Regions from separate parts of the Homo sapiens genome. Here region 2 is linked to region 1. A link is a loop called in an ENCODE intact Hi-C map of the cell type or tissue named here. Cell type or tissue: Panc1. All regions are shown on one strand. Links, peaks and the distances in the headings refer to the core of each region. The heading gives the core; the rest is flanking DNA.

Region 1 (5,393 bases), core at 237-5,236:
AAGAATCACTTGAACCCAGGAAGCAGAGGTTGCAGTGAGGCGAGATCATGCCACTGCACTCCAGCCTGTACCACAGAGCGAGACTTTGTCTCAGAAAGGAAAAAAAAAAAGCACTTATTTTCTTTTGTATTTCCTTTCTGTTTTCAAAGATATCTCTTACTCGAAATGCTTAGAGTACAACTTTTTTTTTGTCTTTCATATCGCTAATATTAACGAGAGTGATGTACATGGTGTATTTTTAAATGATTCCTTTTTAAAAATTATGTAATATTAAATGATAATTGAGCTACCACTAATTATGTAACCAATTTCACTTGCTGGATGAGGAGGTGTTTCTCATTTCTTGCCACTAGAAACATTTGTAACAGATGCCCTATAGATTTTGCACAGTGGAAAGGCATTATGTCCCTAGATATTTTTAACTGCAAATATTCTTTAGAGTACAAAGAAACAGAAAGAATGCGTAAGCCCAGTTTGAACTATAAAAACCAGGCAGGAGCAACAACAATCTCTCATGGAATCCAAGAATAAAAAATCTGTAGAATAGAAATAACTATAGTAATTGTATACATTTTGAGTGCTGATAGATACTATGCTATTTCCCAAAAACTGTAAAAATGAACAACAATGCGTAAGAAAAATCTAGTTACTTGGGAACAGAAAATGTGGCATGAAAAAGAGTAACAGGAAATGGCACTAAGTTTTATCACACGTATACTATGTACCAGTTACTTTCACTTAAATGAACAAGTTTAGTGTTCACAATGACCTTGGAGTTTATTCTCAGGAGGATGATACAGTCCACATTTTGGAGATGAGATAACTGCTCTAGGAAAGTTTTAAATTATTTCACAGGCCATGAGTAGTAGAAATGAGTTCTAACTCATTTCTGTCTGACTCTTAAGGCTTCCTCTTCCAAGGATTGATTCTGAGTTACTATTTGTAAAGGCTAATAAGGCTATATTTAAGATTTATAGTTTTACATTAAATGGGATGACCATACATCTTGCATGTCCAGGACAGTTCTGGTTTATGCCTGTCATAGTTTTTAATAGTGTCCCTTTCATTCTCAAAGTGTTTAAATAAAAGGTGAAATATTTGTCTTACTTAAAGAGGACCTTCCCAGGTAAATTTCCAGGGTACGAGGCCACTTACCTGATGAGAGAAGAGACTGTCACCAGGTGTGATCACAGAGGAAGAGTAAGGGGTGCCAAAAACAGAAATGTACGAATTCTGTTCCTGTTCCACTTTACTAAGTGTGTCTATTTCCTCCTGGGCTTGTGCCTTTGATTGGGAAGGGATTTTTTTTTTTTTTCCATTTTTTAGACGGAGTCTCACTCTGTCGCCAGGCTGGAGTGCAGTGGCTCAATGGCGTGATCTCGGCTCACTGCACCCTCTGACTCCCTGGTTCAAGCGATTCTCCTGCCTCAGCCTCCCGAGTAGCTGGGACTACAGGCAAGTGCCACCACGCCCAGCTAATTTTTGTATTTTCAGTAGAGACGGGGTTTCACCATGTTGGCCAGGATAGTCTTGATCTCCTGACCTCGTGATCCGCCGGCCTCGGTCTCCCAAGGGAAGGGATTTTACCTAAGCCTGAGATAAAGAAAAACTGGTCTGGGTTCTGGGGCTTTTGGACTTAGCCTACATGAGTGTAGCTCTCAGGTGTCTGGCAAGAGGTTGACACATCCTCACAAATAACTGTAGAGGATGATAGAACATGCTCTGTGGGAGAAATAAAAGAGAAATGATTGATTTCAGTGGAGCAAGAGAGAAGCTGTAGTTTATAGGTACCAGATGACTGGGAGCGATTGGGAATTTGTGCTGAATATTAATAGTTTGGTAGAATTTTGACTTGAGAAGGAACAGAGTTAAGAACACTCATCTCATTCAAAGGAGGACACTAGATTTCAAATATCTGCATCAAAAAATGAGTATTATGAACAAATTGAGGCCAATACATGCCATCCCCAGAATGGAAAAATGTATATCACCAAACTCTTTATAAATCTCGCCTACTGATTGTGTTAATAATTTGTTTTTTATACAGTTTTTATTATTTTCTAGTTGACAAATAAAAATTATATATATTATTTACAACATGTTTAAAAATATAAATACATTGTGAAATGGCTAAATCAAGCTAATTAACATATGCGTTACTGCACATGCCTATCATTTTTCACCTTAAAAAGGCATAGAAGCAGATAATGGAATGGTGGTTATCAGTGGCTTCAAAAAGAGAGGGGAGTGCCGGGCGCAGGCCTCACGCCTGTAATCTGAGCACTTCGGGAGGCCGAGGCAGGCAGATCAAGAGGTCAAGAGATCAAGACTATCCTGGCCAACATGGTGAAACCCATCTCTACTAAAAATACAAACATTAGCTGGGCGTGGTGACATGCTCCTGTAATCCCAGCTACTCGGGAGGCTGAGGCAGGAGAATCGCTTGAACCTGGGAGGCGGAGGTTGCAGTGAGCCGAGATCGCGCCACTGCACTTCAGCCTGGGAGACAGAGTGAGACTGTCTCAAAAAAAAAAAAAAAAAAAAAAAGAGGGGAGATTTGAATGTGTTGATCAAAGGGTACAAAATTTCAGACGGGAGGAATAAATTCAAAAGTCCTGTTGTACAACATGGTGACTGTAGCAATAATAACATATTTCATTCTTAAAAATTTCTAAGGAAGTGGATTTCAGGTTTTCTCATGACAAAATAATTTTATTATTTCACTATCCTGTTAAAAAAAATCCCTTTAAAAGTGATAATCTGATTTTCCTAAAATACACTGTAAGAGGAAAAAACAGTGTTTTGAATATCAAATTGTCAAAAAACACTTGATTTTTCTAGTCTAGTAAACAAAGTGAAAGCAACTGATTCTACTGAGTTAATTTCTTGAATTTCATCATCTGTAAGCTTCTTACACAGGATTGTAAATACAATAGCGCCCTCTATGGCTCATTCTCTGTGCAGAATTCCAGCATTTGAAACGAAGAAGGCAAAATTGTTCTTAGATTTATGACTGTTCTCAAAATAAAAAAGTAGTTATATAATCTTTTAATCTAAATTATGTAAATCTGAATATGTAATACTTTTAAAATAAATATATTTTCTGGTCTCCTAAGAAAATGAATGTCATAAATAGGGTCCTGGAAAAATTTTAAGGTGTATACATTACATTTAAATATTATTTAGATATTTCCAAAACTGCATTTGAATTACAAAAACAATTGGAGTTCTCTTCTTTAAAAATGTAATCTCTAAAGTTTGTCATGTGCTTAGAACTAATGGAACTAGATTTTCAGAAAGGTTCCTCTGATATTAAAATCTTTCTCTCTGAAACCAAGTCACTCTCCAGTTGCCAGCTGCTATTAGTACTCATTACTTAATATCTTAATCTATTTAGAAATACCATTCTTTTCTGGATGATTTCTCCTAGTAAAAGTGACATAGCTGTTTCATTTGACAGACTCCATTTTTTTAACAACAAATGTACTTCAAATATTTTGATTTTAAAGGATTTTGATGTGTGATTAAGAGACATGTTAAGCAAAACCAATTCAGTTAGTTCCGAACTTGGTGAATTTTCATTGTGGCCGAATCTATATGTATCAACAGTTTCCATTAGATGTGAGACTTTTTTCTCAGCTTTAGAGACATTGTTTTCATAGCAAAACCTTCAATTCTTACAGAAGCAGTTCAGAGGCGTAAATGAATTTAGGAAAACAAAAAGAGATAATGGATTCACTCCAGATTATTATTATTAAGTGCTTAATATATATCACTGCTTCTCTGGGAACTGGAGCCACAGAAGTGAATAAGCTTAGAACATCATAGCTCTCATGGGGAGGTGAGAGGGGGGTGTCCAGACAATCAACAGATCAAGAATGAAATTGATTTTGTACTTTCCAATACTTTTGAGTGTCCTGAGGAGTTCAAACATAGTGGCATGACAGAGAATGATGGGGTTAGGATAGTTGGGAGTAGGCACTTTAGATTGGATGCTGTTAGAAGACAATTCTGAGATGAGGAGATAGAAATACTCAGTGTTACATCAGGACTATTAGTGTGGAATTATTTCAGTATAATTTTTGTTATTCTCTGCTCCACAGGATAAAAGCCAGGAAGCAGTGGACACCGATATGAGGAAAACTTAAGATTATAAATGGTTGTTATTTTTAATATTTTACCATTGGATTTAACATTTAATAATTCTTTGGAGACATATAGATTTTAAAAAGGAAAGAAAAAAACAAATGCCAACATTTACTGCCTTTTTTTTTTTTTTTTTTTTTTGACATGGAGTCTCTCACTCTGTCTCCAAGGCTGGAGTGCAGTGGTGTGATCTCGGCTCACTGTAACCTCCGACTCCCAGGTTCAAGTGATTCTCCTGTGTCAACCTCCAGAGTAGCTGGGACTACAGGTGCATGCCACTATGCCCAGCTAATTTTTGTATTTTTAGTAGACACAGGGTTTCACCATATGGGTCAAGCTGGTCTTGAACTCCTGACCTTGTGATGTGCCCACATTGGCCTCCCAAAGTGCTGGGATTACAGGCGTGAGCCATGGCACCCGGTCTCATTTACTGCTTTTTGAAGAGTTGAACTAATTAAATACTCTGAAAGTGAAAGTATCAGATTTCTCCCATTGGAATCTAATATAACATGACTCTCAAAATTTTTTAAAGTATAAATCTAACCCTGAATACTTATTCTTTTGTCCATGAAAGATTATCAAATATTTTATTTACCTTGTACATATAAATTAATAAAAGTAAAGATACAATATGTGAAACCACATACATATTTAACAAAAGCAAGTGCAGACTATTACTGTGGAGAAAATGGAAGCAATGTGAGCCTATGGTTTGCTTGGTTTCCTGCTTAGAGGTGATCTGAATTGCAGACATAGGAAGAAAGCACTTAAACATTGCTCAGAAACTTCACTAAATAAAAGAGAAGGAAATTAGTGTTTGGGGAAGCTGAGGTAGCTAGAAATCTTGACAAGGAGTCTCACGATAGAGTGAGGTGCTCAGCAGAAAAAAAAAATAAAGAAATCTGCATAAATTCTCTGGGAGTAGTAGGCCATACATACGTAACTTGAAACTGCACCAGGATAGACAAAGAACTCACACAGGGTAGAGAAATATTTGAGGTCCCACCAGCTGAAGTGGAGAATACATAGTGATCATTTAGTATTTAGTTATAGTGTTGATTATATTTAGAACGATGGCTACTCTAAACCTGCCCTACCAAAGCTTTAAAAACAGATCCCAAAGGCATCAAACTAATACACAAGTAGATTAATGATCCAAAAAAACAAAACCAGACATTCCGTAAAGAAAACAAAAATGTAATATTCAGAACATCTTGGATCCAATTATTACTGGACATCCTAGGAAA
Region 2 (5,393 bases), core at 157-5,156, 560 kb before region 1:
AATTCCCTTCCCTGCAGAGTTTCCTGCATAGTTAGTGTGGTCCAGAAGAGACACTGATGTACGAGATTTGGAAGGCGGAAGAGAAGCAGCAGCATGTTGCTTTTATGCTCAGAAGGTGGGTGCAGGGCCCGGGACCTGTTCTGCTCACGTGTGTGATTGCACCTCTGTTGGCCGCCCTGGGGACATGGGCAGCAGCTGGCCTCACAGCTGCTCCAGCTTCTGTGCCCAGGGAGTGTGTTTACCTTTGTGAGGACGAGTACCAGCAGGTCACGTTCCTCGCTGAAGTTGGGGGCACTGAGAGACTGAGGTGGGATTCGGCCTGGCCACGTATGTTCCACCTTGTCCTTGTAGGCCATGGTTTCTCCTTGCTTTTTCCTACTCACGCCCATCTTTTCTTCTTTAATGACAGACCCATTCCCTCCAGGGCCTGGATACAGAAACAAAAGCCCCGTAAACTGCTTAGTCAACTCCCACAGTTCTGTGGGGTCAAATCACTATAATGAATCCCACTCTTATGAGTTCTGCTTCTTTGCTGGAACCCTGATTGACACCGGGTGTGATAGCATTTTAGCCTTCAGCCATTGGTACTGAGTCCTCTTGAGAAGAGCGTTGTGTGTGCACATGTGTCTTATCAGGTATTGGTAGGAATTTAAAACATAGAGATGCTCATAGGCCAAGCAAATATTGCTCAGTTCCATTAAATAATCCCTGGAGCAATTTCTGGTCCTATCATGAGGGTCAATAAATAGAATGTTGGAGTTTTTGTTTCTTCTTTTCCTTTATCATCCTCTCTTTACTTTTCCAAGTTGCCTCCCACCCCCACTTTTGCCCCAGGTCTGTATTTTAATTAATTAGTCAAAATTTTCATTGAGTGCCTACTGTATCCATGCTGTATATGTGGGAATGTATCAGGCATTGTGCTGGGTACTATGGATAGAGTAGAGAACAAAATGGAAATAGCTTAATGTTGGTCCTCTTGGAGATAGGTGTGAAACAAACAAGTCAACACAGGGATACGTAATTGTAATTTCCAAAAGAACTATGGAGGAAAAGTTACCTACAAACATATCTAAGTTACCTTCTTGACACTCAAGGTTCCTTGGTACTATAGCCTGAATGTTTATATTCCCTCCAAATTCATAGGTTGAAACCAAAACCAGAGTGACAGTATTTGGAGGTGGGGCCATTGGGTAATGATTACGTCATGGTGGCGGAGCCCTCATAAATGGGATTGGTGGCCTTATAAAAGGGACTCTAGAGAGCTCCCTTGCCCTTCTGCCATGTGAGGACACAGTGAGAAGATGCTATGACCAGGAAGCAGGATCTTAACTGACATCGAATCTGCCTTAATCATGGACTTTCCAACCTCTAGAACTGTGAGAAATAAATTTCTGTTTTTTGGTAAGACACCCAGGCTATGGTACTCTGTTAGAGCAGCTGGAACAGCCTAAGATAACTGGTCTTATACAATATGTAGGAAAGGAGAATGTATAAGAATGGCTACCAGGAAAGGTATCTGCACATCAACATTTTTCAGTGTTTAGCAGCCCACAAGGTTGCAGTCTATATGGTACAAACAAAGCCCTGGAACCTTATACTCCCCAGCACAGTTATCTTGGAAACTTCTATCAAACTGAACTATATGAATCATACATTTATTTTTGTTTGACAATTCAGAGAATGTCTTCATATCTTTTCCTCCATTAGCGTTAGGTGATCATGTGAGCAACCCATTTCTCATAGGGCTAATTTATAAGTCTTGATTTATGTTATGCTAGATAACAAGTTTTAATTATAAATAGTAATAGAAAAAGCAGGTCTTTAATTTTGAACTGTCACATGACTTAGGTCACCATCCTCAGCTTTGTGGTAATCTACCATGCCCATCACCTTGTAAGGGATCGTAAGAAATTCATTCCCAACCTTGGTGCTCTTCACTTTCTCATTTTGTCCAAGCTTCTCAAGTTGTATTTTTTGTTCTGTAAATAATTTTCGTCAATATATTTTCTTAAAAAATATAAGGCCATTAAAAAAAAGACAAAGCAACACTCTAAACACAGCAATTATTTTTCTATCTTCAAATTAATTTCCAGTCGTTTTCACACAGGTACATATTTCTTACATAAATTAAGTAATTTGCAGTCTAGCTGAAGAAACATACAGGGAGAAGTTACTGCTGCTGTGCAGTAGATGGCGCCAGACACCAGGTTACTAATCAGCCTGTATTTAAATTAAACGTCTTTAAAATTGCTGAATAAATTTCATAAGTTTGATAACATCTTACTCATTTTAGTTGAGGAACATCAAATTGGCTTAGATTACATTTTTTGTCCAATTGTCATATAGTCCAAAGTTTAACATTTTAAAATGTCATATTGTGAAAAAGTGCTATTTATTTTGGGGAGAATTTTTAAGGGTTTTTTTAAAATTACACTTGTAGAAATTCTATAAATAAAAGTATGCTTAGAGGCAATTATTTTATGTGCTAAAAATTACACATTTATAGTGTTTAAAATACTTTTTGAATTATAGTAGTAAAAAATTGCCTGTTAGGCTGGGCACAGTGGATCATGCCTGTAATCCTAGCACTTCGGGAAGCTGAGGTGGGAGGATCGCTTGAACATAGGAGCCTGCAGTGAGCTATGGTTGTGCCACTGCAATCTAGCTTGGGCCACAGAAAAATACCCCATCTCAAAAAACAAAACAAAAAAATGCCTGTAATCTGTGTGTTGGTGAGGCTGATTTTACTAGCTCTTAAAAAAGGTTTTGTCTTTTATCACTATTCATCTTTTAATACTATTCTCAGGGAGTATTGTGTGTAATGGAGGTGTTGTAGGCAGATGAAATAAGGTGCTGACTTACTTTGTAGGTGGTTAATAGTTTCTTTTTGTAGCAACAACTCAGAATGGGGAGTTTTTAGGTGAATGTCAAGCTTTGGTAATTGAACAGAACCAATCCAGTAATTATTTCAAGTTAGCATTTTAGCCCATCAATGTAAATAATGCTGGATTAGCAACATGTTCCTGTTTTTTACATAATGGAACAGTGTTTCTGTTAGGTATGAATATCCTTGGAAAGTGATATTTTGCACATCTTTAAAAATGCGTGGCTTTATGCGTGAGCTTAGTTCTTAGCTTTATACACACAATATACATATTTCTATTTTGGGTAAAGTTAAAATAACCAAAATAATTAATTATTCTGGCCTTTTTATGTGGCCATTTGACTCTTTTAAGTGTGTTAAAATATTTGCTTTACAAGTAGCTGGTCTTTGCTTATGTTTAGATAAGTACCTGTGTTATTGCCCTGTTCATTTAGTAATCTAAAATTCTAAGCCAGGGGAGCCATCACCAGGTGATACGGTTTGGCTCGGTGTGCCCACCCAAATCTCATCTTGAATTATAATCCCCACATGTCAAAGGAGGGGCCTGGTGGGAGAGATGATTGAAAAATGGGGTTGGATTTCTCCCTTGCTGTTCTCATGATAGTGAGTGAATTCTCACAAGCGTTGATGGTGCTTCCCCCTTCGTGTACACTCTCTCTCTCCTGCTGCCATGTAAGGTGTGCCTTGCCTCCCATTCCATCATCACTGTAAGTTTCCTGAGGCCTCCCCAGCCATATGGGACTGTGAGTCAACTAAACCTTCTTTTTATAAATTACCCAGTCTCAGGTAGTTTTTTTATAGTAGTGCAGAAATGGACTAATACACCAGGGGTCTTATAGTTAGTTGTTTCTTAGTAGATATTCTCATTTATATCATGTGGGGATTCACTTTGGTACATAATTAAATTTCCAAGAAAACTGAAGCTTTTTTCTTAGCCAAATATATAAACTTAAAAAAATTTCTATTACTTGGAAATTTCTTAGACATCTTCTTCCAAATTACACTAAACATTTGACGATCTCTTTCTTAATGAGATGTTTTACTTTATAGTGCTAGTCATTATTTTATTTTTTGCTGCTTGCTTCTAAATGGAATATTCCTATGGAGTGGCTGTAATTCATCGTTTCTTGCATTTTATCATTTAGATAACCTAAATACAAAAAAATTATCAACCACTGTAGCATGGATATAGATATCAGAATGGATGCTAGCTGAAAACACCTGCCTGATCATACCAGCATCTCCTAGTTAAATATTGGCACCTCCATTTACTTCCTCTAGTCTGACTCTCTGTCCAACAAATGGCTTTCTGATGACTAATTTGGATCGCAGGTACTTTGATTGGTGGAAGAATATGCTCTGGAGATGGAATATAAATATTCTGGTTACCACTGTAAAGGTGCATCCCCCTTCACTGTAAATAAATGAGTTGGCATCCAATCTATTGGTGACATGAGAGTTTAGTAGCTGATCTGAAAAGCTGAGGATCAGCTACATTATGGCCAACCCTCCAAGCTGGGAGGCTCTTACAGAGAAACCAGCCCACCCTTCTCTGCTTGTCTTGTCCTGCTGTATCTTTCACATCTCTCCCTTTCACTCCAATGCTATCATCAGCAGAGAGTGAGAACATCTAAACAATGTTTTAATGTGGTCTCAACATTGACCACAAAAAAAAAAAAAAAGCCATTTGGGTTTTGGATAAGAGCCCAAGTTTTAAATCATTAAACTTCTCCATTTCAAAGTGAAGAAGTTTAATGATTTAGTCTCAGACTAGCATGATTGCTGATAGTATGAACTCTGCAATTAAACTTTGTGGATTCAAATATTAGCTTTCCCACTTACTAGACCTATGAGCCTGCTTTCTTCCCTGGAAAATGGGGATAACAAAAGTTCTTAATACAGAGACTTTTAGGAGCAATAAATACATTCAAGATTCCAAAATAGAACTTAGCATATCATCACTATTCAGTGAAGCTTCACCATAATTACCTTTGCTGACCTTGGTTGGGGTTTTAGCACTGCTCAAGTGCTAATCATTCCTTGTGGTAGTTATTTTAAAATTTTCACACTTTGCTCAAGCTTTTCTCTCTCCAATTCCATCCCTTTTTCCTGATTACCATGTCTCCTTCTTCACAGATAAAATATAAACGACTGAATGTAATCTTTCCCAGCATCCCATCATCTGTAGATTTTTTTGCCACATATCCTTTTAACTAAAGGATTGTTTCTCAATGTATGGTCACTAGACCAGTATCATCATCATCACCTGGGAAACTGTTAAATGGCAGATTCTGGGGCCTCATTGCAGACCTACTAAATCAGATTCTCTGGGGGTAGAATCCAGGGATCTATGATTTAACAGAATCTCCCAGGGAATGCTAAAGTTTGAGCATCATTGCTCTAAAGCTTGGGGGTCTGACATGCAGGTCCACTTGACCAGGTCATTCTCTCCCTGGGAGTAGACCTTTAGCTTTATACACCAAGAGAAATAAAATCGTTTCCCTGTGAT

What was found. Peaks named below come from ENCODE experiments on the same cell type or tissue, not always from the same donor. Only the 100,000 strongest peaks of a DNase experiment are listed, where the experiment ranks them.
Region 2: it touches region 1 in a loop (7-fold over the local background); 82 of 110 quality-filtered maps call a loop at or near these places.

The regions. Positions count from the first base shown.
Region 1 is chr18:60,546,606-60,551,998 of GRCh38, forward strand. No RefSeq gene overlaps it. Among named protein-coding and RNA genes, the nearest start is that of MC4R, 180 kb to the left of the region's middle. In Panc1, for the core only: CTCF peaks have their summits at 2,920 and 3,129; a DNase peak (open chromatin) is centred at 2,916; H3K27ac peaks cover 498 bases.
Region 2 is chr18:59,986,113-59,991,505 of GRCh38, forward strand. No RefSeq gene overlaps it. Among named protein-coding and RNA genes, the nearest start is that of PMAIP1, 89 kb to the left of the region's middle. In Panc1, for the core only: CTCF peaks have their summits at 2,180 (motif pointing right) and 2,380; a DNase peak (open chromatin) is centred at 2,171.